2 separate regions of the Homo sapiens genome follow, and region 2 is linked to region 1. The links are chromatin loops, found by intact Hi-C in ENCODE. Cell type or tissue: psoas muscle. All regions are shown on one strand. Links, peaks and the distances in the headings refer to the core of each region. The heading gives the core; the rest is flanking DNA. Region 1 has its middle 48 kb from the start of UQCRFS1-DT. Region 2 has its middle 92 kb from the start of UQCRFS1.

Region 1 (16,356 bases), core at 7,672-12,671:
TGTTAACCTTCTGTCTCATTGATCTGTCTAATATTGACAGTGGGATGTTAAAGTCTCCCATTATTATTGTGTGGCAGTCTAAGTCTCTTGTAGGTCTATAAGTACTTGTTTTATGAATCCGGGTGCTCCTGTATTGGGTGCATATATATTTAGGATAGTTAGCTCTTCTTGTTGAATTTGTAATGGCCTTCTTTGTTTCTTTTGATCTTTGTTGGTTTAAAGTCTGTTTTATCGGAGACTAGGATTGCAACCCCTGCTTTTTTTTGCTTTCCATTTGCTTGGTAGATCTTCCTCCATTCCTTTATTTTAAGCCTATGTGAGTCTTTGCATGTGAGATGGGTCTCCTGAATACAGCACAGTGAGGGGTCTTGACTCTTTATCCAATTTGCCAGTCTGTGTCTTTTAACTGGGGCATTTAGCCCATTTACATTTAAGGTTAATATTGTTATGTGTGAATTTGATCCTGTCATTGTGATGTTCGCTGGTTATTTTGCTCATTAGTTGATGTAGTTTCTTCATAGCATCAATGGTCTTTACAATTTGGCATGTTTTTGCAGTGGCTGGTACTGGTTGATTCTTTCCAGGTTTAGTGCCTCCTTCAGGAGCTCTTGTAAGGCAGGCCTGGTGGTGACAAAATCTCTCAGCATTTGCTTGTCTGTATAAGATTTTATTTCTCCTTCACTTATGAAGCTTAGTTTGGCTGGATGTGAAATTCTGGGTTGAAAATTCTCTTCTTTAAGAATGTTGAATATTGGTCCCCACTCTCTTCTGGCTTGTAGGGTTTCTGCTGAGAGATCCCCTGTTAGTCTGATGGGCTTCCCTTTGTGGGTAACTCGACCTTTCTCTCTAGCTGCCCTTAACAATTTTTCCTTCATTTCAGCCTTGGTGTATCTGACAATTACGTGTCTTGAGGTTACTCTTCTTGAGGAGTATCTTTGTGGTGTTCTCTGTATTTCCTGAATTTGAATGTTGGCTTGCCTTGCTAGGTTGAGGAAGTTCTCCTGGATAGTATCCTGAAGAGTGTTTTCCAGCTTAGTTCCATTCTCCCCATCACTTTCAGGTACACCAATCAAACATAGATTCGGTCTTTTCACATAATCCCATATTTTTTGGAGGCTTTGTTTGTTTCTTTTTACTCTTTTTTCTCTAACCTTGTCTTCTCACTTTATTTCATTAATTTGATCTTCAATCACTGATACCCTTTCTTCCACTTGATCGAATTGGGTATTGAAGCTTGTGCATGTGTCATGAAGTTCTTGTGCCATGGTTTTCAGCTCCATCAGGTCATTTAAGTTCTTCTCTACACTGTTTATTCTAGTTAGCCATTCGTCTAATCTTTTTTCAAGGTTTTTGGCTTCCTTGCAATGGGTTTGAACATCCTCCTTTAGCTTGGAGAAGTTTGTTATTACTGACCTTCTGAAGCCTACTTTTGTCAACTCATCAAAGTCATTCTCCGTCCAGCTTTGTTCCATTGCTGGTGAGGAGCTGTGATCCTTTGCAGGAGAAGAGGTGCTCTGATTTTTAGAATTTTCAGCTTTTCTGCTCTGGTTTCTCTCCATCTTTGTGTTTTTATCTACCTTTGGTCTTTGATGTTGGTGACCTACAGATGGGGTTTTGGTGTAGATGACCTTTTGTTGATGTTGATGCTTCCTTCTAACAGTCAAGTTTCTCAGCTGCAGGTCTGTTGGAGTTTGCTGGAGGTACACTCCAGACCCTGTTTGCCTGGGTATCTGTCGGCCCCTACTGGGAGGTGTCTCCCAGTTAGGCTACATGGGGGTCAGGGACCCACTTGAGGAGGCAGTCTGTCTGTTCTCAGAAATCAAATGCTGTGCTGGAAGAACCACTACTCTCTTCAGAGCTGTCAGACAGGGATGTTTAAGTCTGCAGAAGTTGTCTGTCTTCTTTTGTTCAGCTATGCCCTTCCCACAGAGGTAGCATCTAGAGGCAGTAGGCCTTGTTGAGCTGCGGTGGGCTCCTCCCAGTTTGAGCTTCCCAGCCACTTTGTTTACCTACTCAAGTCTCAGCAATGGCAGATGCCCCTCCCCAACCAGGCTGCCGCCTTGCAGTTCGATCTCAGACTGCCAGGCTAGCAGTGAGGAAGGCTCTATGGGCGTGGGACTTCCCGAGATAATCTCCTTGTCTGCCGGTTGCTAAGACCTTGGGAAAAGTGCAGTATTTGGGCGGGCGTGTCGTGTTTTTCAAGGTAGTCTGTCACAGCTTCCCTTGGCTAGGAAAGGGAAATCCACCAACCCCTTGTGCTTCCTGGGTGAGGTGACACCCCAGCATGCTTCAGCTCACCCTCCATGGGCTGCACCCACTGTCCAACCAGTCCCAATGAGAAGAACAAGGTACCTCAGTTGGAAATGCAGAAATCACCCATCTTCTGCATCGATCACACTAGGAACTGCAGACCGGAGCTGTTCCTATTCAGCCATCTTGGAACGCCCCTCCCCACCCCCACCCTTTTTTTTTTTTTTTTTTTTTTTGAGATACATTTTCATTCTGTTGCGCAGGCTGGAGTGCAGTGACAAGATCTCGGCTCACTGCAACCTCTGCCTCCCGGGTTCAAACGATTCTTCTGCCTCAGCCTCCCCAGTAGCTGGGATTACAAGTGCCCATCACCATGCCTGGCTAATTTTTTTGTATTTTTAGTGGAGATTGGGTTTCACCATGTTGGCCAGGCTGGTTTTGAACTCTTGACCTCAAGTGATTCACCTGCCTTGGCCTTCCAAAGTGCTAGGATTATAGGCCTGAGCCACTGCGCCCGGCATCAGATATTTCTTGATAGCAATGCAAGAACAGACTAATACACTCACCATCCTTGGGTCAGCTCATAAGGGCAGGCCACGTTCTATCCTTCCTTCATCCCCTCCTCAGTTAATTGGGAAGTTCAGAAGAAACATCTGTGTTAAGGTTAACTGAGCACCTGCTACCCACAGAACTGAATACGCTGAGCTCGCTGTGAAGCTAAGGGCTGGGCCTGGGGCTGCGGGCTATTCAGGTTAGGCAAAGGGAGGAGGACGGGAAGGGCCATTTTGAGGGCTGGCTCTCTGTTTAGCAAGGGTGACCTAAGTAGAGTCAGCGCAGGGAGATCCAGGTTTGCAAGGCATGAATCTTATACAATCTGGGGATCCAGTTTAAGAAAAAGAGTATAATATTATAAATACTAAATTTTGTATGAAAATGAATTTCTATTATGAGAACATAAATCACAACAAATATTAGAGGCTTAGACATTCAGGCCCCTTTTCAGATTTCTTTAGGCAATTTGCCAGAAATACTTTTGCAGACACATTTTATGATAGCGCCCTGGCCCTCCTCCCCACCCAAAGCTCTGCTGAAGTCCCAAGCTGCCAGCAGATGAGAGGGTCTGATGCTTCATTAACTTCATAATCAATTCATCTCTTTGGAGAAGATCCACCATGCCAGGCTGCCTTCGTGAAGAATGAAAATGACAAATCAACAGAAACCAGCTGTGATCCAGTGAACCCAGCTCCTATGATCCCACCCAGTGCCCTCCTGGCCCTGGGAGGGGCAGAGCAGCTCACAGCAAGCCTCAGCCTTGAAAAGCAGGGTTAGAATCCTTGGCACCCAGGCCAGGGCCTGGTGCATAGGAGAGACTCAGCAAAAGGTATGTGAATGGGTAGATGATAGAGAGTAGCTATAGGGAGAAACCAGCTGCCAGGGCTTTACAGGAGAGGGGGCTCAGAGCCTGATGGCTCTACGTGTGCATTTAATCAAACATTTAAGAAGAAATAATGCCAACTGTACACCTCTATGCTCACTCTTCTAGAAAACAGAAGAGTAGAAATGGCACTCTGACCCAGCTTCATGAAACTAGAGTCAGATATTTGGTATCACGTTTTTTTTTTTTTTTTTTTTTTTTTTTGAAATGGAGTCTCAGTCTGTCACCCAGGCTGGAGTGCAGTGGCACGATCTCGGCTCACTGCAAACTTCACCTCCCAGGTTCTAGCAATTCTCCTGCTGCAGCCTTCCGAGTAGCTGGGCTCACAGGTGTGCACCACCACGCCCAGCTAATTTTTGTATTTTTAGTAGAGACGGGGTTTCACCATGTTGGCCAGGCTGGTCTCAAACTCCTGACCTCAAGCGATCTGCCCACCTCTGCCTCCCAAAGTGCTGGGATTACAGGTGTGAGCCACCATGCCTGACCGGTATCACATATTTCTGATACCAAAGCCAGACAGAGAAACTTCAGGGAAAGACCAATATTACTCATTAAATAACTATATATGCTAGAATGTCTGAAATGTGAAAGTATTCACTGTCTGGAGAATGTGGAGCAACTGGAAATCTAAGCCACAGCTGGTGGGATGTAAAACAGTGCAATCACTTTGGAAAACAGATGGACAGTTTCTTTAAAAATTAAACACACATGAAAAAGACATACACGTTTCATGTAAACCCATGATTTCACTGTTAAATATTTATCCAATAGAAATGAAAACATAGGGCCGGGCGTGGTGAAACCTGGCCGGCATGGTGAAACCCTGTCTCTACTAAAAATACAAAAATTAGCCGGGCGTGGTGGCAGGTGCCTGTAATCCCAGCTAATTTGGAAGCTGAGGCAGGAGAATGGCTTGAACCTGGGAGGTGGAAGTTACAGTGAGCCGAGATCGTGCTATTGCACTCCAGCCTGGGCAACAGAGTGAGACTCCATCTTAAAAAAAAAAAAAAGAAATGAAAACATAGATGTTTTCATACAAACACTTGTGTGTGAATGTTCCTAACACTTTCATTTCTGCGAAACTTGACACTGAAGTGAGCATCCATCAGTGTGAACAGATGAAGAAGCTGTGGCATGGCCATATAATGGAGTGTTATCCAGCAATAAAAAGTCTCAAAATAATTGTGCTCAGTGAAAAAAGCCAGACACAAGGAGTGCAGACTAATTGATGCCATTTACATGAAATTCTGGAGCAGGCACGCTAATCTGCAGTGACTCCAAGCATCCCAGTGTTTGCTTGAGGCCAAGAATGGAGGGTGAGATTGTCTGCAAAAAAAGAGAATTTTGGGGGTGATTAAAATATGCTACATCTCAGTTGGGGGGAAGTGGTCACAGGGGAGTGTTTGTTAAAACTTAAAATGTACAATAAAGTTTATTTTAAACTTGAATAAATATAAATGAATAAAAACACACAGTTTCAAACTCTACTCCTAAATATTTTGATTTAATATTTAATGTCTGGGTAGATAAAGCCTAGGTATTTTTTATAATGCTCCCCTGGTGCTTCTGGGGTAAGACCCAGGTTGGTGAAGGAATTGGACATAACTTTTGAAAAGGTCAATGGAGTCAGGTCACTTCTCTGCTCAAATCTTCACAAACACATCCCATTTCCATCTTTGCAGGTTCGTCTCAGAATACTCTGTGTCTCTCTCACTGTGACTCTGCCACCTGGACTCTCACCCATTCCTTTATTGTCCCCAGTGGTTCTGCTGGTTCAGGCTGCACGTTGCCCTTTGGCCTGCGATGCTCTTCCCTGCACAGGGCCGCATGATTTCTGACATTCATGGCACCTTCCTCAGCAAGGCCTCCCCTGACCTCTCCATCTGTGGTCACCCTCCATCCCCAGGCTCTCTCTTCATTTCTTTGTTTCATTTTCTTCACAGTGCTTATTGCTTTGTAAAATAATCTAGCTGTTTCATTACTTGTGATTCACCCTCTCCGTAGTTTATAAGCTCAATGAGAGCAGGAGCTTTGTCTGTCTTGTTCTCTGCAGTATCTTGTCCCCCAAATGGTGCACAGTAAGTGCTTAAGAAAATCCAGCTGGATAAATAAGCTCACAGAGTTGTTGTGAGGTAGTGAAACTGAAAGATTCACCATTGACCACTGAAGAAAAATTACAGAAAAGGTTGAATAAATCTTAGAACGTGACTACAAGCAGTGAAGGAAATGCAGTGCTTCATTTTCTTCTTTCACTTTCTGATATTTTCCTAAATCCTTGCAAAGAGCAAAAATTGTCATGAACTCCTATGAGTACATCTGTCCAGCCAATCAGCCACCATCCGCCTCTCCAGAAACCACCATACGGATTCACAGGGAGGAGTCCCTCCAAGGCAGCCCTTTTATACCCCATCCTCCCTGGACACAGCTAACTGGAGAAGCAGCAGACACCTTGCCCTTCCTGGGCAAATCAGATCCTCTGCAGGTGGCTAGCTAAGGTGGGAAGTTAGCTGGCTCCTCCTAGTGGAGGGAGAAGGGGCTAAGAAAGTGGAATGTCTTGCACCAGTGGGAGGGGAGCAGGGCAAATGCAGAAAGCAGCAGGCTAGACCACAGGGCTCTCCTGTTCCAAGGCCTGCTTAGCTCAAACACGTCCTCACCTTAGAATTCCCTCTCCTAGAAACCATCCATTCTGTTTTGTTTTGTTTTGTTTTGTTTGTTATCTTTTTTGCTTGGGCTCACTTGAGTGCTTCTATTAGTTGATACAAGAAGAATTGTAACTAATCAAACCTCCATTACTGTAATAATAAGAAAAATAGTGCTATAAGAATTCAATTTACATACAAACATTTTTAATATGAGTACGTATTTACAACCGGAACATAAAGAGAGGTCCCCTTGTAGTTTCTATTGTGCCATTCTTGACTTGCAGGTTCTCTCTCCCCTAGTCCAGGATGCCCTTGGAAATGTCTGATTTCCAAACCAAAGCCAGGGCTGTGGGAATGCTGATGGCGATGTGGGTGACTGGGTCCCAGGTTGTCTCAGCCTTGCGTGGGAGCAGCCGTCCCTGAAGACACCAGTGCCCCATGCCTGCTCAGCACTAATTTGAGCTGTGACACCATTTTCCAAGCTGTCACCACCTCCAGCAACAACAGAACCTCTCTGGGGGGAGCAGGGAGGGTTGGTATTCAATTTCCCTCCTCTGCTTCTCAAGAGTTGAGTTCCCAAGTTCAAAGACATCTATCATGGTGAGTGATGGATTGTATTTCAGAGCAGGTTGGCAGCAGGAGGGAATTGGATTTAGAAACAACCATCTGGCTTTTGCAACTGTGTGCCCTTTGGCCTGCTCAGCGTCAAGCCTGCTGTCACACAATCTGAGTAGCCCTGGGAGCAGACCCGACCCTCGTGTCCAGCCCAGACAGGTCTCTGTGCTGGAGAAGTAGACAGCACTCAGGAAGCTAGTGAGGACCCCATGGGGCTGCTCATGGAGGGAGTTGGGGCTGAGCACAGAGATCTTTTTGAGAGCCAACTATATGCTGGGCACTGGGGAGACAGACTGAAGAAGACAAAATGCCTGCCCACCAGCAACACTCATTCATTCATTCATTCAAAATCATTTAGTTTTTGTGTGTGTGTGTGCCTACTAGGCCCAGGCATTGGCAAGTTTGCTTCCCACTGGACAATGGGCAGCTCTTTGTCTCTGAAATCGCACTGTTGGGGCTCAGATGCCAACTCCATTGCCTTGTTTGTTGTGCAACACAGGCAAGTGGTGCTGATTGGCGGTTGAACATCAGCACCTTCCCTCTCTACAGCACTGTGTCCCCCCCTGCTGGTTGGGGGTAATAATAACACCCATCTATCTATGGTCTCTGAAACAGTGTCGACAGGGCACCTGTGAGTAGTAAATGTTCACTAATATTAGCTGGTAATACTTTTTAAATTTGCTTATTAGTTTTTGTTTTTGCTGTTACCACTTTTATTGTGTCCATGCATTCTTTACTCAGACACAATTCTTTGACCACCTTTTTAACTGACTTATCAATTGGTGTGATATCCTTACACCATCCATTTTAGTAGCCACAGCAATGGCAGATTTTAATGCAATAACTCACACTAATAAGGGGTGTCCCTCTTCGCATGTAATCTCCCTTGGGTCCCCATAAGCTGGGGCTCTGGGTGGTTCCAGAGTCTCACAAATGCAACATCTCAATGCCATCTGTGTGGTCAGCAGCTTGACACTCCGGCTGCATTTTCCATTCTGTGAGCAGATTGGGAGGCAGCCAAGGTGAGTATCAGCTTTTAGGATACCTGGGGAGAGACTGTGTCTCCTCACTGCTTAGCAAAGAGTGGAAGAACAACCAATCAGTAGGCAGTAGGCCATGACAGCACTTGCAGCTGACAAGCAGTGTCACTCTCTGTCATGTTTTCAAAAACTCTTTAGGGGTAGCAAGCTCTAGAAGACACCAGGTTATACACGTTTAGCAGAGGCTGCATGCAGGGGCAAAGAACTTGCAGTGTGTATGCTTTGGCCTTTCATTGAGATGAATCCTAAAAGTAGAAAAAACGCCAGGCATGGTGGCTCATGCCTGTAATCCCAGCACTTTGGAGGCCGAGGCAGGCAGATAATCTGATCACCTGAGGTCCGGAGCTCGAGACCAGCCTGACCAACATGGAGAAAGCCCGTCTCTACTAAAAATACAAAATTAGCCAGGCGTGGTGGCGCATACCTATAATCCCAGCTACTTGGGAGGGTGAGGCAGGAGAATCGCTTGAACCCGGGAGGCAGAGGTTGCAGTGAGCCGAGATCATGCCATTGCACTTCAGCCTGGGCAACAAGAGTGAAACTCTGTCTCAAAAAAAAAAAAAAAAAAAAAAAAAGTAGAGAAAAATAAGAAAAAGACTGGGTGCAGTGGCTCACACCTGTAATCCTAGCACTTTGGGTGGCCGAGGAGGGCAGATCACCTGAGCTCAACAGTTCGAGACCAGCCTGACCAACATGGTGAAATGCTGTCTCTGCTAAAAATATAAAAGTTAGCTGGCCGTTATGGTGCATGCCTGTAGTCTCAGTTACTCGGGAGGCTGAGGCAGGAGAATCGCTTGAACCTGGGAGGTGGAGGTTGAAGTGAGCCGAGATTGTGCCACTGCACTCCAGCCTGGACAACAGAGAGAGACTCTGTTTCAAAACAACAAGAAGAAGCAAAAACACTTTGGGAGGTTATTTATCCTTTACCCTCAAGGGACTCTCATCTGGGTAGTAAAAGAATAAAATCGTTTGATAAAACAGTATAAAAAGATGTTTAAACCCTAGTGGTGTGTAGTTGTGTGTGTACATTAGTGTGTGTCTAACAGAGGCCAAGAATGAGACACCAGCCAATGACATCATCCACACTGAATACAGAAATCACCACATTAGCTAACATTTATGGAGTGTTTATTGTGTTCCAGACACTGTACTAAGTACTTCTATGTGCATTACCTCATTTAATTATCACAACATAATAATGTATGTAAAACACTTAATACCTGGTGCTGAGAAGGTGCTGAATATGAAACTGTCACCATTACTATTATTAATTATTATTGTTTAGATTATCATCCCCAGTTTCCCGATGAGGAAATTGAGGCTCAGGGATGCAAAATGGCCTTCCCTTGTTTTTTAATTGCAAAACGATCTCAAACTTGGTGTGTGTGAATGTGTGTACGTGCACAAATCTAAGGATAGAAAGAATGGAAAGTGACCTTTCTCCTGCACCTTTCTAGCACTGAGAATGTAGTAGCCACTGCCATTCATTCACTCACTAAGTCCTATTTCGTTTTCTTAGCTGACAGATCAGGACACAGGAGGATGGAATATAACTCAAATAACTTTTCCAGAGTCACGGAGTGAGACAGGCGTGGAGTTAAATTCTTCCAAGGTGGGTGAGCATGAACCCAAAGTTCTCCTCCACTCAGACAATTCATCCTGTAAGACTCAAGATGCTCAACTGCAGAGTGGTCATGACATGACTCCTGCATGCTCAAAGCCACAGGAGGGCCAGAAGAAGCTATGCATGTGGACACCTCAGTGGGAAATCCTGTCCACTGCGTAAGCACCCAAGAAACAGTTGGGTCTCCTCTTTTAGTGTGAAAGTGCAGCATCTGTTCACACTGTGGGGTGAGCAGTCCACAGAGCAGAGCCCACGGTTCTGCAATCCGGGGCTCTGCCCCGTGCCCCTCTCTGGACACACTTTGGCAAGGACATGGTTCCAGTCCACTGCTCTGTGCCCAGAGGATATCTCAAGCCCCACAATCACCCAGGAAAATGGCTTTAGTTCCAGAACCAGAGAGAAAAGGGAGGCTTCCTGGGGAAAGACAAGGACAGCTAGAGGTTCATTTCTGCCCTTGGTTCTCCTTTCTGCACGTCATGTGTAATCCTGTCTCTAAATACCTCCCTGGCTCAGCTGGGCATTCTCATGCCAACTGGGATGAAGAGCAGCTGGTTCAGGCTGTGATTGGTTCCTGGGACCTCTTCTTCCCCTACTGCCAAGGCTGCAGTTGCCACCAAATGATGGTTTCCCCTCCCCCTGACACTGCCTGGAGCCCAGCTGACTTCACACTTCACTCCTCCCTCCTGCTCACCAGTGATAAGAATAGCAACCACAGCATCACCCCAAACCCCTCCAGGGTGAAGGAAGGGGCAGCTGTCACCTTAAGTGTCAACTCCAGGTCCTTGTGAGCTATAGAATCAGGTTTGAGAAACACCCTTTGGTTGGGGAAGTAAGCACCAGACACCCCCTGCTGGCTGAAAGTGGAATTCAGGTTCGTGGTCCCGCTGCAGCCTGGGAGAGCTCCCTAATCTTCATGGACATCATTATCCCCATTTTCCAGATGAGGAAACAGACAAAGAATTTGCCCAAGGCACCACTGCTAGTCAATGATGCCCTCCAGGCTAATCCCATTCCAAATCTCCTTTTTCTTTCCGAGGGACTGCCTAAATATCTAGATGTTCCACACCCAACCTTTCAACTCTCCCTTCCTATGCCTTTTGATTCAGTAAATGCACCGTTTGTATTCCCTTGGAAATTCCACTCTGGAAGGAGAATCTTTTGACAGAGGCGTGCTGCATCCTGAGACGCTGAGCCGATGCAATCACTCATTATCTCATTGATGCAGGGCAGAAGGTCCCCTCCCTTCCAGCAGGCCACAGAGGAATTCCTCGGAGGATGCAGATGCTGCATGTCTTGACTTCCAAGCCAGGGAATTTCTGCCTTTGTGCCTGCACCTGTATTAATTAATCATTCTTCTAACACTGGCTGTGTCTACATGCATTATTCTAAAAGACAATTCTATTCTTAAAAATAAGCTAATTTAAGCCAGTGATCTGCTGCTTTTTCTTTTTTCTTTTTTTTTTTTTTTTTGCTAAATTTTGGTTTTAAAATAAAATCAATCTTAAGAATAGAGAATTCAATAAGGCAAAATTCTTGAAAGAAGCTTATCATTTATTCATTTATGTAGCATGTATGTGACAAGACCAGGCTAGCAATGTAGGGAGTGGATCAAATAGAACTGACAGCAAAGGCCCCCAGTCTAATATGCGGAAGAAAGAAAAGACAAGCTCACTGCAGAATGCAGAGAAACACATCACACAGGCAAATAAAATGTTCCTTGTTCCCATTTTCACCCCTTAACAGCAAAAAAAATAAATATGCATTCATCTTACAGGGCATAAAAGAGAGGTCTGTTCAATTGTCAAATCTAGAGAAACTTGGTGGTGGAGGCAGAATTCATGCCTATGAGTTTACCATCAATTGCTGAGATTATTAGAACAACACGGACATGCTTGGGAGTGGAGAGGGGACTGAGATTAGCATCACCAGGGAAGTGCAACGGTGGGTGGGTTCCTTCTTGTAGGGGAGTGAGCAGGTGTTAATTGCCATTGCTTGTGCAATGGCATGGATAAGGTTAGGCTAGCATTTGGCATCCACTATCTGTAAAGAAAGGGTTTTTTAATAGTCCTCACATGTCTACAGGGTGTGACAGATTTAAATTAGATAAGAGATAAATTGTTTTCAGGGACAAATTAAACAAAGCAGTTAATGATATTACAAATCACTCTCAGCTGTCATTGAAGCAGTCCTCTGATGTTGTCCATGAGGCCCAGTTCTGTCCATCTGCAAGCTGCTGTGGGGCCCTGAGCACAGACCTTGCAGCTAGACCATGTGGGCCTTTCCCAGGCTCTGCGCTTCCCAGGCTGTGAGCCTGTGATCACCTCACCTCACATCCCGGAACCTCAGCGCTGCATCTGTGAAATGGGGCTAGCTCCCCCATCTCCTCAGATTGAGGTCAACAATGTGATGTCATAAAAAGTGTTCGCTAAACACGGTCACCACTATTTAAAAAACAATCACGCAAGCTTGGGGTGGATGTGATTTGTCTGTGCAAAGGGTCGACAGTGGTGGCGTGCAATGATCGCCTCACATTACCGAGTAAGGTGGCTCTGCCACCATCATTCTTGTTGACTTCTGGGGGAGGGATGGAGTCCCAAAGAAAAGAAAAGAAGGTCCCAGGGCCTCTGGGAAAGACCACATTACATGGTGTGGGTTGTGTTCCTGAATGTGTCCATACTGGAATGTGGGTCTCTGGAGGACGGATGTTCCCAGTTTCTCTCTGCACCACTCCCACCCCACTCCTAACGCTTCTCCTTGACTGGAAGGAAACATGGCCTCCTCTCTCCTCGGGGTTCATCTCCTATGGGGGCTTCCTTCCTCCTGGAGCCTGGAGAGAGATGCGGGGGGCAAGGGTTGCTCCCACTTTTGAGCAAGTCCTGAATTTTATCTCCCACCTTGGCCTGCGTGCAAAGGACAGGGTACCTCTCATCTTAGTGTTCTGCCTCCTGGATGTGCGTTGGACATTCCAGGCTGTCTCTCTGTCCACATTCATGTAAGGCCCCAACACACAGCTGCTTATTCTGCAGGGTGACTCCTGATCAAGGCCAGACTCAGCACCACTCCAGATTGTGCACTGTCTGGGGCAGGGCCCTCCGTGTCGCCTTTCTGAGCCCCTAACAGATCTCGTTCAAAGCCGGACCCATAATCAATGCTCAGAGAAAGTGTTGAACAGACACATGCCCCAAAGAGTCTGAGCTTCTTCACTTAAAGTTTCCTGGGCTCTGCCTCCATCCTCAGAAATGACCCATCCATTTCAAAAAGAGGCTCTCCAATGTCAATACTGCACCTCCCCAGGATCCAAATCCATTTCCCTGCTCCTCCAGCACAGCACAATTAATAAACGTCCCACTGGCTTGCCATTCCAGGTTGGGAGCTCACAGCATCCCTTGAAACCATGCTGGCAGAGAATTTGTCACCGTCAACTCGCTGCTCCTCCCGTGGTGCCACACCCCAGATGACACAGAGCATGGCCTATGCCTGTCAGCAGACCCTCCACTGCTGCTGTTGCCAGCCCCCAGGTCTCATCCTCCTTCCAGGGTCACCTTTGGAAATGCTGCCCACTGAGTAAGTGCCCAAGAAACAATCAGGTCTCCTGTTTTAGTGTGAAAATGCAGGTCTGTTCACACCCTGGGGTGAGCAGTTCACAAAGCAGAGCCCATGGTTCTGCAATCCAGGGCTGGCTGTGCCCTGCATCCCTCTCTGGGTTGTGAGGTTGTGTGGGCTGTGGATCCATATCACATGCCAAATACTCTTCCTGGTGAGAGGGATGCAGAGATCAGCAGACACACGCCAAGACACCAATAAACTGGCAGCCACCTACAATCCAGAGCATGTCAGCTGGTGACAAGGGCTGAGAAGAACACCCAGAGTGGCTGCGTGGCCAGGGCGGCATCCTGAAGAGGAGATTGCCAAGCAGTGCTGGAATTGTATGAGTAAGTCAGCCAGGGACAGTCTGAAGAGTGTGAGCCAAGTAAAGGGAACAGCACACGCAAAGGCCCTGTGGCAGGAATGTGGTTGGCTTGGTCTGGAGGCAGAGGAAGCTGAGTGACAAGAGTGGAGTGACAAGGGGGAAGAGAGAGGCAGAGGCTAGAACAGGTAGGGCCTGTGAGCCATGGGATGAGCTTCTCTAAAATTCAGCCCCCTGAATTTTAGATTCAGGGGGTCCAAATGCAGGTGCGTTCCATGGGTGTATTGCCTGATGCTGAGATTTGGGCTTCTGTTGAACCCGTCACCCAAATAGGGAACACAGTACCTGACAGGTGGTTTTTCAACCCTGTTCCCTCCCTCCTTCCCCACTCTAGCAGCCCCCAGTGTCTAATGTTCTTATCTTTATGTCCATGAGTACCCAGTGTTAGCTCCCACTTACAAGTGAGAACATGTGGTATTTGGTTTTCTGCTACTGTGTTAATTCACTTTGGAGAATGACCTCCAGCTGCATTCATGTTGCTACAAAGGACATGATTTCATTATTATTATTATTATTATTTGAGACAGAGTCTCACTCTGTCGCCCAGGCTGGAGTGCAGTGGTGCAATCTTGGCTCACTGCAAGCTCTGCCTCCCAGGTTCAAGCCGTTCTCCTGCCTCAGCCTCCCAAGTAGCTGGGACTACAGGTGCCCGCCACCACGCTTGGCTAATTTTTTATATTTTTAGTAGAGACGGGGTTTCACTGTGTTAGCCAGGATGGTCTCGATCTCCTGACCTCGTGATCCACCCCCCTCGGACTCCCAAAGTGCTGGGATTACAGGCATGAGCCACCGCGCCTGGCCCTCATTATTTTTTAGAGTTGCATAGTATTACATGGTGTAGATGTACCATACTTTTCTTAGCCCACCATTGGTGGGCACCTAGATTGATTCCGCGTCTTTGCTATTTTGAAAAGTGCTGCCATGAACGTACAGGTACAGGCGTCTTTTTGGTAGAATGATTTATTTTCCTTGGGGTACAGACGCAGCAATTGTATTGCTGAGTAGGATGGTAGCTCGGTTTTTCATTCTTCGAGAAATCTTCAAACTGCTTTCCACAGGGGCTGAACTAATTTACATTCTCACCAACAGTGTATAAGCACTCCCTTTGTTCCACAGCCTCGCTAGCATCTGTGATGTTTTGACTTTTTAATAATAGCCATTCTGATGGGTGTGAGATGGTGTCTCATTGTGGTTTTGATTTGCATTTCTCTGACGATTCGTGCTGATGAGCATTTTTTCCTATGTTTCTTGGCCGCATGTATGTCTTCTTTTGAGAAATCTCTGTTCATGTCCTTCGCCCACCTTTTAATGGGATTATTTCTGGTTTTTGTTGTTGTTGATGTGTAAGTTCACAGAAGGAGTTTCCATCTGAGGCTGAGAGTGGGCAGCAGAGGGGCGCCGTCTGATACAGAATATCCAGAATGTCTGCAGTTCCCTTGGCTACCCACACCGCGGGGCTTGAGGGACAGGAGCCGGCACAGGAGAGCTTGGCTGCAGTGTGGACAGTGGTGGGAGGCTGGTGGGTGCAGAAACGGGGAGGTCATTCAGGAAACGGTGGCAGGCGTCATGAAGCAAGTACGGAGGCTAGGCCCGCGGGGGAGGCTATGGGGAAGGAGAGACTGTGGGCAGCTCCAGGGAGGGCGGCCCAGACCCCGAGACAGACTGATGGGACCCGTGGAGAGAGAGGGCGAGAGAGGGATGGAGGGGCTGCGAGGCGTCCAGCCTGCATAACAGGTGAACAAATCTGCCTCTCTAAACACGAGATCTGCCTGCAGGGAGGCGACTTCCCTGGTTCAGTCCCCTCTGATAGAGACCGGAGAAAAGGCCACCTGGGCAAAGCTTCCCAGGTGGGGCGAGCAGCTGTGGGAAACGGTGCGCACTGGAGCACCCTGGCCAGCCAGTTTTTCTCTGTGTTTGCAGAAAATAGTCATTTCCTCCTCTTTCTTCTTTTTATTGCCAGGAGAGAAGCATTTCCGCGAAGCCCCAGTGCACGTGATGGGAACGTGCTCCCACTTCCTATGAGTTGCTAGAATGCCGAACAGTCTTTGTGAACGCAAATGGATGGCCTTGTCAGCAGCGAGAATATGTGCAGAATATACAGTGGCATTAGACAGGGAGGTGGCCGGCATCCATGGAGCAGATCTGCATGGGTACAGCCCGAGGGTCCGGAGGCGGGCTGGAGACCTACTCTGCCTCCGCCCAGCTTCCTCATGCTCGAGCCTGCTAGGGCAGGACTCAGCCCAGAGAGCCTGCTGGATTTGGGGCTCTGTGTGGAAGGGCGAGGAGACATCGCAGTGCCACTCTGACACTGCATACATTTTCCTAAAGCACAGGAAAGGAAACAGAAGGCTCCAGGGAGCCCCAGGACTTGACCTCTGGGATTGGGCCATTCTAAGGGCAGGCTCAGCAGTCTCTCTGCTCTCCAGGAAAGGCGTTCCCTCTACGGGAGACAGCTCTGGGCTTGCTTTGAGGGCTCCAGACTGGATTCAGCATACGCGGGAGCTGGGGGAGGGCGGCTTGCAAGGCGGTGAGCTCCCCGCCACTGGAAGCTGGAAGCTACAGGGAAGCTTCCGCGGAGGACTGGCGATGGCTTCTTTGCTCCAACAGCTGCTCCTTGTGCCAGGCTCAGGCTGAGTTACAGCTAGAGGTGCAGTGGCTACAAGAGTTTCTGCTCACGGTCATGGAAGAGAAAGAAAATGAACAAGGTAAGTGCCATGAAAAAAAAAAAAAAGAGGCATGGGGGAGAGGTGGGGGATTTTGCAGCTTGGTCCCCAGCAGAGAAG
Region 2 (16,356 bases), core at 4,849-9,848, 140 kb before region 1:
AATAAATGCATAGTTCTGGAAATAAGTCCTCTAAAATTCTGCTCAATTGTGGCACCATCTACTTTTTACCTCTGTACTTTCATTTTTAATTCCCCAAAATGTTTTACTATAAATTCTTATTAGCCAAAACATGCTTTAAGGATTGAAACAAACAAAAACCTAAAATGACTTATCGTCTCCTGCAGACCAATATCCAGGGTCAGGCTGGGCACAGTGGCTCACCCCTGTAATCCCAGCACTTTGGGAGGCTGAGGTGGGAGGAATGCTTCAGGTCAGCAGCTTGAGACATGCTTGGGCAACATTGTGAGACCCTGCCTCTACAAAATTAAAAAAAAATTTCACGTGTGATGGCACACATCTGCAGTCCCAGCTACTTGGAAGGCTGAGGTGGAAGCATTGCTTGAGCCCAGGAGGTGGAGGCAGCAGTGAGCCCTGATTGCACTGCTGTGCTCCAGCCTGCTGTTTTTGAAAAAAAATCAAAAAACAAAAAACAAATCCAGGGTCATGGGCTGGACATGGCTGGACATGGGCTGGACATGGGCTGGACACATAGGAGCCCACTGATCGGCCTTCCTGTCGTGTCACTGCCCGTGACACCAAATGGACACTCATCTCCTTCAAGCTCTCCACACCCTTGCTCCCTCAGGCCCCTTCACAAATGCCAGCTCAGATGTCACAGCCTTGAAGGACCCTGCTCATCCCGACCCCAAGGGGCGGAACTCATCTCGCCCACCCACCTGCTGCTCATCACTGAGTCCTCACCAGTGTATGACCACTGCCCATTAGACTGCGTAGAGTCAGTGCTCATCACTGCCACCTCCACAGAGTCTTTCCCAGGACCCAGCTCAACGTTTATGGATGGAGGCTGTGTTTGAAAGGTTTCCAGGTTGAGTCCCCAGACAGCCAGGTATCACGGTAGCCAAGGACAGGATGTGCCAGAAACGGATGAAGTCCCGCCCCTGTGCCAACTCTTTCAATTCTGGATGCAGCTCTGCAACTGAAGCTCCCTTATCATCCCCATTGCACAGGGATGATGGGAACCATGCGGGGTCAGTTTCACTCTGGGAAGTGGTGGAGCTGGGGCTCGCTCTAAGGGGACAGCAGAGCTGGGGCTCGCTGTACGAGGCAGTGGGGCTGGGGCTGGCTGTAGGAGGTGGTGAGGCTGGAGTTCGCTCTAGGGGGCAGGGGGGCTGGGGCTCACTCTAGGAGGCTGTGGGGCTGGAGTTTACTCTAGGTGGCAGCAGGGCTGGGGCTCACTCTATGGGGCAGTAGGGTTGAGGCTGGTTCTAGGAGGTGGTGGGGCTGAAGTTCGCTCTAGGGGGTGGTGGGGCTGGGCCTGGCTCTAGGAGGTGATGGGGCTGGGGCTCGCTGTAGGGGGCGGCGGGGCTGGGGCTGGCTCTAGAAGGTGATGGGGCTGGGGCTCGCTCTAGGGGGCAGCAGGGCTGGGGCTCGCTGTAGGGGGCGGCGGGGCTGGGGCTCGCTCTAGGAGGTGATGGGGCTGGGGCTCGCTCTAGGAGGTGATGGGGCTGGGGCTTGCTCTAGGGGGCAGTGGGGTTGGGGCTCGCTCTAGGGGGCGGGGGGGCTGGGACTCACTCTAGGAGGTGATGAAGCTGGGGTGGACCCTGGCATTCTGACTCCAGCACTGTGTGTCTAATGATCATTAGAAAAGTTTCCATACTTTTTTCGCTTTAGAAAAATGGTGCTGTGTCACAGCTTCTTCAAGAGTCAACAGATAAGCTGTATGTGCCATCCCCTGTAAGGCTGGGAAAGAGCCATTGCTCTCCAGGTCACAATGGCCAGGGAGCCTTTGCCCAGACCCTGAACGCTGAGCAAAGGTCACGAGTAGGGAGTTCTCTCTGGATCAGATTTTTACTCCAAGTAATCTCTCCCAGCCTTGCAGTGTGGTGTTTCTAAGTACACTCCAAAGTATTGCCAAAGATGAGGCAGTCAAGGACCAGCACTCACACAGGGCCTTAATTACTCAAAGATCTGTGTGTTTACTGAATGAAGATATTTATGCCATTCTAAGAAGGTTTACACAGGAAAGGTTTACAAAAAAAAGAAAAGGAATAATAGTTTGCTTTATGCAAAATCTTAGGCTTAAAGTGGAATTGACTCCAAGATTCCCTAGGATATAGAACTCTAATGCCACCTTTAGAGCAAGCTTTCTCTACTATGGAGTTTTCGGGACCTGAGCTCACAGTCCTCTCCCTTCCTTCCTCTCCTGCTTCTTCACCCTCTCCCTCTCTCTGTTGCCTCCAGGGTCGTAGGGCCATTCTGCATTCTGCCCTAACATCTTTCTGCTATCTGGGAAAAGGGCCCATGCCCAGTGCTTCAGGGCAATTTCCAGCTACCTCCAAGCCCAGAGAGGTGCTCTCAGCATGGGGCCTCCACTCACCCTGTGGCATGACTCCACCCACCCACCCACTGGAGCATTCCTGCCCCCCATATTCTACCCCCTGGCTGTGAACCTTCATAAGAGGAGGGAGTGGGGGCACCTACTTTGTGCCCTGCCACAAGATTGGGCTGGATGAAGGCCATGCCATGAAGAAAACATCAGACAAGCCAAGGAGGGTGCAGGCTCTTGCATGGATCACAGAGTTCCCAGGGCAGTGGAGTGAGGCCGGTGGGCAGTGTGGACAGTATGTGCCCCAGAGTCCAGGAAGGCAGCCATCCCATTGGCCTGGGGCAGGGGGAGGAGGATCAAACCCCTTTGCCAAGAAGGGGATGATCATAGGCCCTTCCCCTGCCCCCTGCCCTCACTGCTGGCTCCCTGTCAGTCCTCGAGAGGGCACGGCACAGATGTGGGTGCTGCTTCTTTCCCGTGGGTGGTCTTCATTTTTTTTTTTTTTTTGGAGACCGAGTCTTGCTCTGTCGCCCAGGCTGGAGTGCAGTGGTGTGATCTCGGCTCACTGCAAGCTCCGCCTCCTGGGTTCACGCCATTCTCCTGCCTCAGCCTCCCGAGTAGCTGGGACTATAGGTGCCTGCCACCACGCCCCGCTACTTTTTTGTATTTTTAGTAGAGACGGGGTTTCACCGTGTTAACCAGGATGATCTCGATCTCCTGACCTCGTGATCCACCCGCCTCGGCCTCCCAGAGTGCTGGGATTACAGGCGTGAGCCACCATGCCTGGCCAGTGGTCTTCATTTTAACACAGTGCTGCAGGACAGGCATCCTGGGGGAGGACAGGGAGGGGCAGAGGGTCCCTGTGCAGTTGAAACAACTCTCACCCTAAATGTTCTTCTCTCTCAGTGGATTTCCATTGCTTTTTCCTGCCCAGCATCCATTATTCCCACCTTTTGGAAATAAGATACTATTTTTTTCTGTCAGCTTGTATAGAGCGTGAGAGGCTGACCAACCTTCTGGATGTGGGTGTGGGTGCAGAATGCAGGCCTGGCCAAGCTGCACTTCATTCTCCAGGACACAGTGATTGGCTCAGAGGCAGCAAGTGACCCAAGACCCCTCAGCCAGAACAATTACGGGTTCATTTGCAGGACAGCTGACTGCCCTGGGCAAGGTGACTTTCCTTAATCGGGATTATTAAATGGCTAGGATATGAACTTGGAGCTGCTGGCTCTGACAAGAGGGAATTGAGCTTGAAATGGAGTCAACACAGGATAATAGAATCAGCAGATGGTGAACATAAGATTCCTGTAATGCTGAATGTAATGATGACCTCCTTGGAGACCCTGGATCCAGCCTTGCCTGAAAGCCCTTTCTTGGACTTTTTAGTTAAGAGGGACAATATATGTCCTTTTTAGTTTAAAGCAATCCCAGTTGATTTTCTACAGTTTTTCTCTGTGATTCCTGATTAATACACTTCCTTTGGGGAGAAAATGACACAGCACTTTATCCTCCTCTCATCTGGAGAATGTCCCTTCCTCAAAGGCTCTACTCTTCTCTCTTGCTCTTTTCTGTTTCTTCAGGACTCATGGGTGGACAGTGAGTTCCCTATCACTGAAAGAAGGTATGTGATATGGTTTGGCTCTGTCCCCACCCAAATCTCATCTTGAATTGTAGTTCCCATAATCCCCACATGTTGTGGGAGGGACCAGGTGGAGATAATCGAATCGTGGGTGCAGTTATCTCCACGCTGTTCTCATGAAAGTGAGTTTACATGAGATCTGATGGTTTTATAAAGGGTTTCCCCCTTCACTTGGCTCTCATTCTCTCTCCTGCCGCCCTGTGAAGAGGTGCTTCTGCCATGATTGTAAGTTTCCTGAGGCTCCCCGAGCCATGCAGAACTGTGAGTCAATTCAACCTCTTTCCTTTATAAATTACCCAGTCTTGGTTATTTCTTCATAGCAGCATGAGAACAGACTAATACAGTATTTGATGATTTGTTGCCTACCTGGTGGCAATGTGGTGAAGGGAAAGGTGTTTAACTAAACTCTGCTTTTCCTTCCCCTCTAATCTAAGACCTTATATCAGTATCTAATGGGAACCTTCCCATCCGTCAAATGAGAGGGCGATGAACAATCCTAAATGATGGGACACATTTGCTCTGTGTCAAGCACTGTGCTAAGTATTCCATATGTTCACTTCTTTAACCCCAAGGCGCTGAAGGGCAGGGGTTGCTGCCCACTCCTTGCCAAGATTTAACAGCTGCTGGAGGCTGTATGGCTTGGAGGCTGTGGTGATGTGCAGATCCCATGGTGTGAGTGCAGGCTCTTCACTGCTAGGTGAGTTACGGGACCTGGTGGGGCACTGGACTGGTGCGCACTCCTCTCCACTTCCTGTATGGATAGACACCTGCTATCTGTGCCTCTCCACCTCCTCTCCTTCCCTCTCTTTGGCTAAGACCTGGGCCTTGATGGGAGAAAACAGGTTCAGAGCAGTAGGACCTAGGGAGAGAAAACACGTGAGCATAAAATAGGAGTGGGAAGGAGAGGGCTGGTGGCTGGGGCAGTAGAGGGAGAGGTTCCCCTTTAGAGGTTGTGAGATGGAGGCCCTGGTGGGTCAGGGGTTGTGGGAGATGTGGAGGAGAAGAGATAGAGGACAAGTGTGTGTGTGTGTGTGTGTGTGTGTGTTATAGGTTGGGTTCCTTTTAATCACTTTTGGGAGAAGTTCAAGACTTTAAGTTATTATTATTACTACTACTCTTTTTTATTTTTAGCCCAGATGGTGTGTCTCTATAGGGACTGGACCACACGAGTCAGGAAGACTCATATCAGAGTTTGATTGCGTATTTCTCCATCTACCCACCCCCGACTCATCCATCATCCTCTCTCCCTCTCTCCTCCCTCCAGTTCATGGGAAGTTAGCATGAGCATTCTGCCAGCAGACTATGGAGAACAGTGCAGGGGGGTGAAAATGAAGAGACAGTTAAGAGAGCAACACACGGGGCTAAGAGGCCAAGCTGATCTGCTGGGCCTTACACCTGGGTGTATCAGTGGAAGTGTGATGTGGACAGAGCACCCGAGCTTCTCTCCAGCTTAGGAGCAGTCCGCGTTGGGGGAAAGGGAGGGGGTTGTTTTTGTTGGCTTTGGCTGTCTCCCAGCCCATTAGGGATCAGGGTCTATGCTGTGTGCTGTGTGATGCTCTGAGGGCTGCCTTAGCTCCGGGTGAAAGAGGATATCTGTTAGTTTTGGAAGTACCAGTGTCAGGCAGCTGAGTGTTTTCGGCTTTCAAAGATGATGCCCTCTGTGCTCCTGGAGCCATTCTGCTAATGGAATGTGGGGCCTGTTCTGAGGGATTAAGCCAACCCTGTGGTCAGAGCCAGGGGTCACTGGGTGTTCTGTCTCCTGGAAGTGAAAGGAGGTGGTTTCACACCAATGATTAGGAAAGCAGTGAGCATCAGAGTGGGTCTGATTGCAGAAGCTCTGTGTTTGCAGGAGAATCCAGGCTCCTGGGGACCGGAGGTTAGTCCTGGCCATAAGTCTATCCTGGAAGGATAGACTTGAAGCAGGGGACAGTCACAGTCTAAATGGCTTTGGGGCACATGGTTGGTACTGGGTAAATACCTGCTGACTTGAATTAAAAGAGAGTTTTGTGATTTGACTCCTTAAAATAATGTTTAAATGACAGATGCCTCCAAGGCAAAGCAACAGAAGCTGAGATTATGAACAAGGTCCCAGCACCTGTGTCCTCTGTGACCGATGGTTCAGGTGTTGCTGCTACCAGGAAGTGATGGAGAGAGTATCTGGGCTGCTCTGGGTAAATCCCATCCTTTCTCTGGGCCTCCTCTTTCTGATCTGTAGAATGAGATAATAAGAGTATCTCCCTTACGGGGCCATTAGGAGAAGTGCGTCATGGCCGAGGGCACTGCATGGCCCCTGCTAAGCTGGCAGGTGTGGCCCGGGTCTCCTGCTTCCAGTTCTGAGAATTCCAACTCTGAGGCTGCTTGCCTAACAAAAGCTTGTGTCCCGGCTTGCACAGAATCACATTGAGGGTTCCACTTTGTTCCTAATGAGGTAAATATAACAGCAGGTTCCAGTGAAACAATTTGTATGCCCATTTGAAGCAAGACTTCAGCTCTGCCATGCTCATTTCCAATACATTTGTTACTCTTACCTATTCAATAGCATTCAGATCATTCAATGTCTAATGGAAACCTTCAGTCTCCCTACCCTGTCCTGTTCTTACTTCTTTTACCCTAATTCAATTTTCTCTGTTTCATCTTCCCTGATGTTTCAGAAACATCATGATTCAGGCCACACACACATAAGGAGCATCCATCAGGGCTATGACCCCTCCAGCCCTCACGAAGGTGCTATATGGTTCCCAGCAGTGGGGGAGACAGGCACACTGTTACCAGGTTGCCCTGCGTGAGCCAGTGAGACACGGGTGCTGATGGCCATGAGGTGGACCGCCAGGACCCAGGTCCCACTCTGGAAGCCAGGTTCATCGGCTCTTCACTCTTACTGCTGGGAACTGCACGGGGCCTTGGGAAGCCCTCTTTTTCCTTCTGACCACCGGAGGGCAGAAAACTTGCAGGGCTGAGCTGTCCATGGTGTCACAGGCTCTGTCCACTGAGACCAGGTGTGAGAACAAGAAATGGACACTATCTAAAAGGGAGGGAGTGGGAATGTTCTGTGTGTACACACAGGAGCCCTGGAGGAGCTCGGTCCATGCCTGGCTGGGGTAACCCGGGTAGGCAGTCTGGAGGAGAGGGCTTGAGCTCGTGTTGACCAATGGATAAGAGTTCTACAGGCAAGCACAAGGAAGGGAGGACAATTGAAAGAGGGACAGCAGGACCAGAGGCATGGAGGTGCACTGTGCATGGTGTTATTGTGAAGAAGAGGTGGAAAGGAGAGCATCCAGGTGGCCCCCATGCACCAGGGGCTGGGACAGTTTCAAGGCAATTGCTGAAATCTCACGATAGTCCTGAGAGTGGGTGTTTTGCATGTGACGACCATGAAGCTCAGAAAGGTAAACCTATGGGCTGATGTCCCCCAGCCGGACTCTTGAGCCCTGGGTGTCTGATTCCAAGGCCACACTCCTCCTATTGCACAGGTGTGCTTTCAACCAGACACTGCCTTCCCAACTCCCCCTGGAGGGAAGGCTTGAGCGCTCTGGTTTACACAGGGCCCGCTGGATTTCTGTCAATAGGGAACGTGCCGTTGAAGTTGTACCAGACCTGGGAGAGCCTGCAGCCTCGCCTGCAAGCACAGCCTCCAATTACGCCAGTGCATCTCCTGCTCATCAATTCCCCTTGGTGGAGTAGGGCCATGTGTTCTTTGTTTGGATCTAAATCCTGCTGCTCTATTGATTACTATAATTCAGCCCTAATTGGACTTCTGCAAAGCACAGGCACAGATGACAGCAGGCCTCCAGGCAGCGCAGCATCCATTATTAATATGATGGTGTTGGCCTTTCCCCTGCACTCTGCCTTCACCTCGAGGAGTCTGGAAAACAGACCTCCCGAGCAACGTGCCTTCCCTGTGAAGTCATCTCCTCAAAATATTTGTTTCCTCTTGGAGAAGAGGTGTGCAAACCGCACAGCTAGCAAACAATGCTTTAATTGCCTTTCTGCCAGCCCAGGGAAACAGTCTATGAGCCCCTCCTTCCAAGTTGGGGAGGACACTCAGACCCCCTCGCAAGGAAGGGACTGACCTTTGTGAGTAGCCAGGCTGCAGGAGAGCTGCAGGCAGACTCGGGGGCCAGCCTAAATTCAGAGAAGCCAGTGAGGCAGAGACCAGAATTTGTACCTGGCTGCCCATGAGAATGGCCCAAGCAGAAGGGTCACATTGGGCCAAGCACTGGAGATGGCCAAGTGGCAGCAGAGAGTGGAGCTGTGTTCCGTGGGCTCAAGCAGAACAGATTCTCATTATTGGAACAGGCCTAGGTAGCCTTGCTACCTAACAAGAACTTGGGCACAAGTGAAGAGTTTCATAGCCTGCTGAGGAGTGAAATGTCAGCACATTTGTTCAGCTGACCGCAGTGAGCAGAGCGCCCAGGTGGCAGCTCTGGTTAGCGGACTCTGGCAAATGGTATGCCCTTCCAACATGGGATTGAGTATTTGTAGGATGTCAGAGATGGGAAGAGCTATGCAATCGTCTTGGCCAGCCACTCTGTTTATAGATGGGCAAGGTAAAGCTGAGATCAGAAAAGGAAGCTACCTGGGGTCATGCTTTTCCATTCTCCAGACATTTGGTCTCCTTCCCTAATCGGGGGAAAGTCAGGTGACCACCACGGATCTGGTCAGACAGGGCCCAGGGCAGCTATATGAGCTGCTCAGATTCTGAGAGGACAGGTCAGGGCTGGGTGTAGACTGAGCCAAGCACCTAGCCTGGAGGTTGATTTTTCTAAAGCCAAGTCACTGACTCTTTGTGAACAGTGGCAGGCAGTCAAAGTCCACAGTGCACCCACACATCACTTAGATCATTCCACAAACCTTACTTGTGGGATTAGTCTGGCGGGCTGTGGGATAACTCCAGGCATGGCTGACAAAAACCCTGCCCTCCTGCTGCTTATGGGAAGACAGACTGTAAACAAGTCAGCAAACATACAGACAAGGGCTTCAGGTCACCCAAAGGCTGGAAAGCAATGGCACTGCACGGGGAACATGAGGAGGAGTGGCCGGAGGATGAGCTTTGCCCATCATTAACAGTGACATTTCCATTCCCTGGGCTGCCCCCTGCTGCCTAAGGGGCTCACTGCAGGGGCCTGCACTTGGCCCTTATTCTGCAAGTTGTTCTTTGTGGGAGAATGGAGTTGAGATCAGGCATGTCCTGCAGCAGTCTCCACCCCTATCTAGCCAGCCACAGGAGTCTACCATTCCCTCTCCTGCTCTGCAAGTCCTAGAGTTTCTCTTGCAGTGGACACAGGTGTTCCTTAGGAGCACAGGCCATGCCAGGTGTTTCTGCCTGTCCTTAGTGCTTTAGGAACACCCTATGAGTGAAAACATGGTCATAGGGAAGGAACACAGTGCTGGGTGGAGATGGAGACTGACAGCTTTGTCTACCCAGCTCTACAAAACGCTGGGAATAGCTATCCCTGGGAACCTTACCAGGGGGCTGGGAGCTGGTGCATTCCCTACCAGAACAGGCAGCCTCATTAGCTCCCATCTGTTCACACCCACCCCCCACCAGGAGACAGGACTGCTGTCTCCTACATCTACACGGCTGGGCCCCTGGCTGCTGCAGTGGGACCTGGTGGGAGCCGATGTCTTCTTTGCGCCTTTCTCCTCTTATACGTCTCTGTCCCCTCTCCTTCTGGAGAAGAAGGCTGCCAGGACCTGTGATCACAGCCAAGGGGTCAGTCCCAATCTCAGGGCAAAAATGTGAGGACAGGCAGGAGTAGCCCTCCTTCCTGGGGAGCATAGGTGGGGTGGCATGCATGTAAAATACATGACCCTTGCCTGTCTCTTCCGCATGTCTGCACCTTGCTTTCAGTCAACTTCCTTGTGTATCTTTGCACTGTGATCCCAACTGTTATGTTAGTATGAAATCTCAATCACTTGTGGAGAAGATGAGCAACTGCCTCCTTCTAGTTGTGCTTTGTTGGGGAGGAACAGAGCTGAGGCCTGAGGGAGAGCAGGGAAAGAAGTAAGGGCCTTCTGCCAGTCTCATGGCACCTGAAACAAGCACCCTCACTCTACCACCAGCCACTCCTGCCGCCTGCTCCATCATCTTTCCATTCACCGTTGAAAGCCTCAGTCCTCCCTGTGTTTTATTTGCCTCTGTGTTTTATTTGCCTCTGTGTGCCTTGAAAAACAGAGCAGTCCGTGTACTACTGAGTGACTGTGAAGATCAGTGAGGGTAGGTAAAGCCCAAAGGACAATGCTGGCAGGTGAGTGCTGGTCAAGGTGGCCAACTCCCCTGTATTAGTCCATTTTCACACTGCTAATTAAAGACATACCCAAAACTGGGCAACTTACAAAAGAACAAGGTTTAATGGACTTACAGTTCCACATGGCTGGGGAGGCCTCACAATCATGGCAGAAGGTGAAAGGCACATCTCACATGGCAGCAGACAAGAGAAGAGAACTTGTGCAGGGAAACTCACCTTTTTAAAATTATTTATTTATTTTTTTGAGACAGAGTCTCACTCTGTCTCCCAGGTTGGAGTGCAGTGGTGCCATCTCGGCTTACTGCAAGCTCCACCTCCCGGGTTCATGCCATTCTCCTGCCTCAGTCTCCTGAATAGCTGGAACTACAGGCACCCACCACCATGCCCTGCTAATTTTTTGTATTTTAGTAGAGACGGGGTTTCACTGTGTTAGCCAGGATGGTCTCGATCCCCTGACCTCGTGATCCACCCATCTTGGCCTCCCAAAGTGCTGGGATTACAGGTGTGAGCCACCGCACCTGGCCGGAAACTCACCTTTTTAAAACCATCAGATCTCATGAGACTTATTCACTATAAGGAGAGCAGCACGGGAAAGACCTGCCCCCATGATTCAATTACCTCCCACCAGGTCCCTTCCACAACACATGGAAATTCAAGATGAGATTTGGGTGGGGACACAGCCAAACCATATCATTCCATCTCTGGCCCCTCCCAAATCTCATGTCCTCACATTTCAAATCCAATCATGCCTTCCCAACAGTCCCCCAAAGTCTTAATTCATTTCAGCATTAACTCAAAAGTCCATAGCCCAAAGTCTTATCTGAGACAAGGCAAGTCCCTTCTGCCTGTGAGCCTGTAAAATCAAAAGCAATTTAGTTACTTCCTAGATATAATGAGGGTACAGGCATTGGGTAAAGACAGCCATTCCAAATGGGATAAATTTGCCAAAAGAAAGGCTCAGGCCCCATGCAAGTCTGAAATCTAGTGGGGCAGTCAAATCTTAAAGCTCCAAAATGATCTCTTTTGACTCCATGTCTCACATCCAGGTCATGCTGATGCAAGAGGTGGGTTCCCATGGTCTTAGGCAGCTCTTCCTTTGTAGCTTTGTAGGGCACAGCCTCTCACCTGGCGGCTTTCACAGGCTGCTGTTGAGTGTCTGCAGCTTTTCCAGGCGAATGGTGTGAGCTGTCACTGGATCTACCATTCTGGGGTTTGGAGGACAGTGGCCCTCTTCTCAGAGCCCCACTAAGCAGTGCCCCAGTAGGGACTCTGTCTGGGGGCTCTGACCCCACATTTCTCTTCCACACTGCCCTAGCAGAAGTTCTCTATGAGGGCCTCACCCCTACAGCAAACTTCTGCCTGGATATCCAGATGTTTTTATACATCCTCTGAAATCAAGGGAGAGGTTCCCAAACCTCAATTCTTGACTTCTGTGTACCCACAGGCTCAACACCAACCACATGGAAGCTGCTAAGGCTTGGGGCTTGCACTCACTGAAGCCATGGCCTGAGCTGTACCTTGGCCCCTTTTCGTCACAACTGGAGCAGCTGGGACGGAGGGCACCAAGTCCCTAGACTGCACACAGCATGGGGACCCTGTGCCCAACCCACTAAACCAGCTTTTCCTCCTACACCTTCACCTCTGGACCTGTGATGGGAGGGGCTGCCACAAAAGTCTCTGACATACCCTGGAGACATTTTCCCCATTGTCTTGGTGATTAACATTTGGCAAACTGTTATGTATGCAAATTTCTGCAGCCAGCTTGAATGTCTCCTCAGAAAATGGGTTTTTCTTTTCTACTGCATCGTCAAGCTGCAAATTTTCTGAACCGTTTCACTGTTTCCCTTTTAAAACTGAATGCTTTTAACAGCACCTAAGTCACCTCTTGAATGCTTTGATGCTTAGAAATTTCTTCCTCCAGATACCCTAAATCTTCTCTCTCAGGTTCAAAGTCCCACAAATCTCTAGGGCAGAGGCAAAATGCTGCAAGTCTCTGCTAAAACATAACAAGAGTCACCTTTGCTCCAATTTCCAACAAGTTCCTCATCTCCATCTGAGACCACCTCAGCCTGGACCTTATTGTTCATATCACTACCAGCATTTTTTGTCAAAGCCATGCAAGTCTCTAGGAAGTTCCAAACTTTCCCACATTTTCCTGTCTTCATCTGAGTCCTCCAAACTGTTTCAACCTCTGCCTGTTACCCAGTTCCAAAGCCAATTCCACATTTTTGGGTATCTTTTCAGCAATGCCCCATTCTACTGGTATGAATTTACTGTATTAGTCTGTTTTCATGCTGCTGATAAAGACATACTTGAGACTGGGCAATTTACAAAAGAAAAAGGTTTAATGGACTTACAGTTCCACATGGCTGAGGAGGCCTCACAATCATGGTGGAGGGTGAAAGACACATCTCACATTGTAGCAGACAAGAGAAGAGAGCTTGTGCAGGGAAACTTTTTAAAACAATCAGGTCTCTTGAGAATCATTCACTATCACGAGAACAGCATGGGAAAGACCTCCCCGCATGATTCATTTACCTCCCACCAGATCCCTCCTACAACACATGGGAATTCAAGATGAGATTTGAAGGAGGACACAGCCAAACCATATCATCCACTGCTATAGCAAGCACAGAATAAAAAGCTTTTGTTTATTTCCACAGTCCTGGTTCATCCCTGCCCTGCTCCTCACCTAGAAAGATGAGCCCTAGAACAATGCCCATTCTTTCTCTTGCCTGCCATGCAATTCTCACCTCAGCAGGTAAGTGGGAGTCCCCAGTGGTGCCAGACCTCCTAGATGAGCCATCTGGAGATGGACATGCAACCTTCTGTGGACACACTGTAGAGTGCTGCATGGCCTGAAACCCCCTGCCTGGGGAGGGCCAGGTTAGAATGCAGGACATAGGAAAAGGAAGAGGGTGGCAAGAAGAGGAGGGGCAGAACTTGAGTTTGAAAGGCCCAGGCGTGACACAGGGGTGGCATCTAACCCAGGCCTTGAAGGATGAATTAGAAAAAACTAAGGAAGGTTTGGGGCCAGTGGGAGTGAGGCATAAGACAGACCAAAAGAAATGCACAGAGGCGGAAAATTCTGAAGGAAACATGACTATTTGTAGCTCAGAGCTATTCCTGCTTCCCTGTGGGACCCTGAATGCCGGTAGTTCAAAAGCACTTTCCAACGAATGCAGATTAAAAAGACTTAAACCTCTGTTTCCCTTTTCTCCATATACATAAAATGATAAACACCCCTGGGACGGCTAGGATTTATATAGGCAGATTTTTTGAAAGTTTGTCTTATATATCTGGACTATGGCTTATAAATCAAATTTGGTTCTCTTTGCTGGAGAGTAAATTATTTATCCAAGGCAGAGCACCAGGCGATAGAAGGAGAGGCACAGAGAAGACACTGTTTTCCAGAAGTCATTTATATTCCCCAAGATGAGGAAGTGTCGGGGGTGGAAGTTTCTGAGTTACAGATTCTGGCGTTCCTTCTTGATTCGTGTGCTCTCTGCTGGTAGCCATGGACTCCTGAAATTGGCTTTCTGTTGAAGACATCATTTGTGGAATTCAAATCAGTGTTTTGCATTTGGGTCCAGCACCCTGGGTGGATGGCTGCCTGAATTGAGCAGTGAACATATTCAGCTGGGGAATAAGGGGACCATCCTGCGAGTCCATCAGGCTGCACTGAGTTCAGCTCCACCATCACTCTCCCTGGGATATCAAGCACACTTAGAACCTCGCTGGGCTTCAGTCTCCTTATAGCTGGAGCCAGAGAGTAACATCTGCCCCTTGGGGTCTTTGCAGGGTTGAATGTGACTGCATCGCACACAGAGCAAGTAATAATAATAAGGGAGCTCAACCCCAATGCCCTACCTAAGAGTCATCCCAGTGGGAGTTGTCCAAATGTGCTCCAGGAGGCTTCCCTGCTCCAGAACCCCAAGGGAGGTCTGTGAGGAGGTGAAAAATGTCTACACTTTTAGTCAAATCTCTTAAGGAGAAAAACCACTGGTTTTATTTCTTTTCTCTTTTTGTCATTACAATTTCCAAGGATCGAGTGTGAGTGTTCATGTATGCAGGGCCACGATGCCATGCTGGGCTGGACCCAGGAGGTGCCTCTCTTTCTCTGTTATCACCAAGCACCACACAGAAATGTCCTTCCACCAGACAGGCACTCAGGAAGCATGGGCTGATAGATACACTTTAGGAATCCAGCAAAGAACTGTGAGATCTACACTCTAAAAATAGAACTATCTGCTCTCAAAATTTACTATGGGATGACATCCTGGGAGCTACCCATCACTGTCCCCATAAACCTAGTGCCCCAAGGTCCCATGAACTTCAGGTCACCAGAATTATTTTTCTCTGAATTTGACATTTAGGAGAAAGTAACGGCTGATAGGGAGCAGTGCTGGGTTCGCAAGGCCTGGAACATCCCTCCTGGGGGCTGCCTCTGCCCCACAGACACCTCCCAGGTGGTCACCAGCTTCTGCAGCTGCCTCTTGCATGGGGTGGAGCCATGCTCAGAGCTAAAATACTCAGTCGCTGCTGGTCTTCAAAATCCAAGGACAGTTCCGTTTTATTTAACAAACTAGATTTCCTGAGGCAGAAAGGTAGACTTGTCTTTTCCAGAAATAATGCTGAAAGTGTTAAAATAAAAATAATTATTTGGAAGCCCAAGTTGATTCCAAAATTAATCTAAAATAATTCATTCCCTGAGCATTTTGGTTTATTGAGGTTTTACAGCCTCATGCACCAAGTATTTCCATAGTGCCACTGTGGGCTTAGCACTCCCACCACAACACCAGGCAGGCAGGGCGGGCCTGCGGAGGAGCATTTGCTATGTGCTCAGAGGTCTGGAAGGGTGGCTGTGACAGTGTGGAACCCAGGGACAGAGCTGTGCCCAGGATGAGGAAATGCAGAAGCACCTTCCAGCTGCGGAAGAGCAAGGGGAAAGCGGAGGGTTGAGCTGCATCCCCCACTAAAGACATGTGGAAGTCCTCACCCCAGTGCCTCCTGATGTGATCTGATTTGGAACAGAGTCTTTACAGAGATAAGTTAAAATGAAGTCATTAGGGTGGGCCCTAGTCCAATATCCATATAAAAAGGAGAAACGTGGACCCACAGATAGACACATACAGAGGGAAGAGAACACAAGGACACGCAAGGGAGGAAGGCCATGGGAAGACAACACAAGGACATGCAGGGGGAGGACAGCCACAGGGAGATGATGTGAGGACTCACAGTGGGAGGATGGCCATGGGAAGATGACATGAGGACACGCAGGGGGCAGATGGCCATGGGAAGAGGACATGAGGACATGCAGGGGGAGCGCAGGCACAGGAAGAAGGCACGAGGACATGCAGGGGATGATGGCCATGGGAAGATGACGTGAGGACACACGGGGAGAACAACCATGTGAAGAGGACATGAGGACATGTGGGGGAAGATGGCCAAAGGAATATGATATGAGGACACACGGGGAAGATGGCCACGGGAAGATGATGTGAGGATACATGGGGGAGGACAGCCACAGGAAGAGGACATGAGAACACACACAGGGACGATGGCCACAGGAAGAGGATATAAAGACATGGAGGGGGAGGATGGCCACGGGAAGACCACGTGAAGACATGCAGGAGGAGACAGCCATGTGAAGACGATTTGAAGACATGCAGGGGAGATGGCCACAGGAAGATGATGTGAGGACACACGGGGGTGGGGGCATGGCCATGGGAAGACCACATGAGGACACACAAGGGGAGGATGTCTGCGGGAAGATGACATAAGGACACACAGGGGGAGGACATCCATGGGAAGATGACATGAGGGCACGTGGCGGAGGACGTCCATGGGAAGATGACATGAGGACACGCAGGCAGAGGACGTCCATGGGAAGATGACATGAGGACACACAGAGGAAGGACGTCCGTGGGAAGATGACATGAGGACATGCAGGGGGAGGACATCCATGGGAAGATGATGTCAAGATATGCAGGGGGAGGATTGCCAAAGGAAGATATGATGTGAGGCCCTGCAGGGGGAAGATGTCCATGAGAAGACCACGTGAGGAAAAACGGGGAACACGTCCATGGGAAGACAATGTGATGACATGCAGTGGGAGGACA

The links. A loop is a pair of places that touch in the nucleus more often than their neighbours do. Peaks named below come from ENCODE experiments on the same cell type or tissue, not always from the same donor. Only the 100,000 strongest peaks of a DNase experiment are listed, where the experiment ranks them.
Region 2: it touches region 1 in a loop (15-fold over the local background); 12 of 110 quality-filtered maps call a loop at or near these places.

What each region holds. Positions count from the first base shown.
Region 1 is chr19:29,253,183-29,269,538 of GRCh38, forward strand. No RefSeq gene overlaps it. Among named protein-coding and RNA genes, the nearest start is that of UQCRFS1-DT, 48 kb to the left of the region's middle. In psoas muscle, for the core only: a CTCF peak has its summit at 10,476 (motif pointing left); a DNase peak (open chromatin) is centred at 10,439; H3K27ac peaks cover 429 bases.
Region 2 is chr19:29,112,855-29,129,210 of GRCh38, forward strand. No RefSeq gene overlaps it. Among named protein-coding and RNA genes, the nearest start is that of UQCRFS1, 92 kb to the right of the region's middle. In psoas muscle, for the core only: CTCF peaks have their summits at 6,904 (motif pointing right) and 9,118 (motif pointing left); no DNase peak of the experiment used is centred there.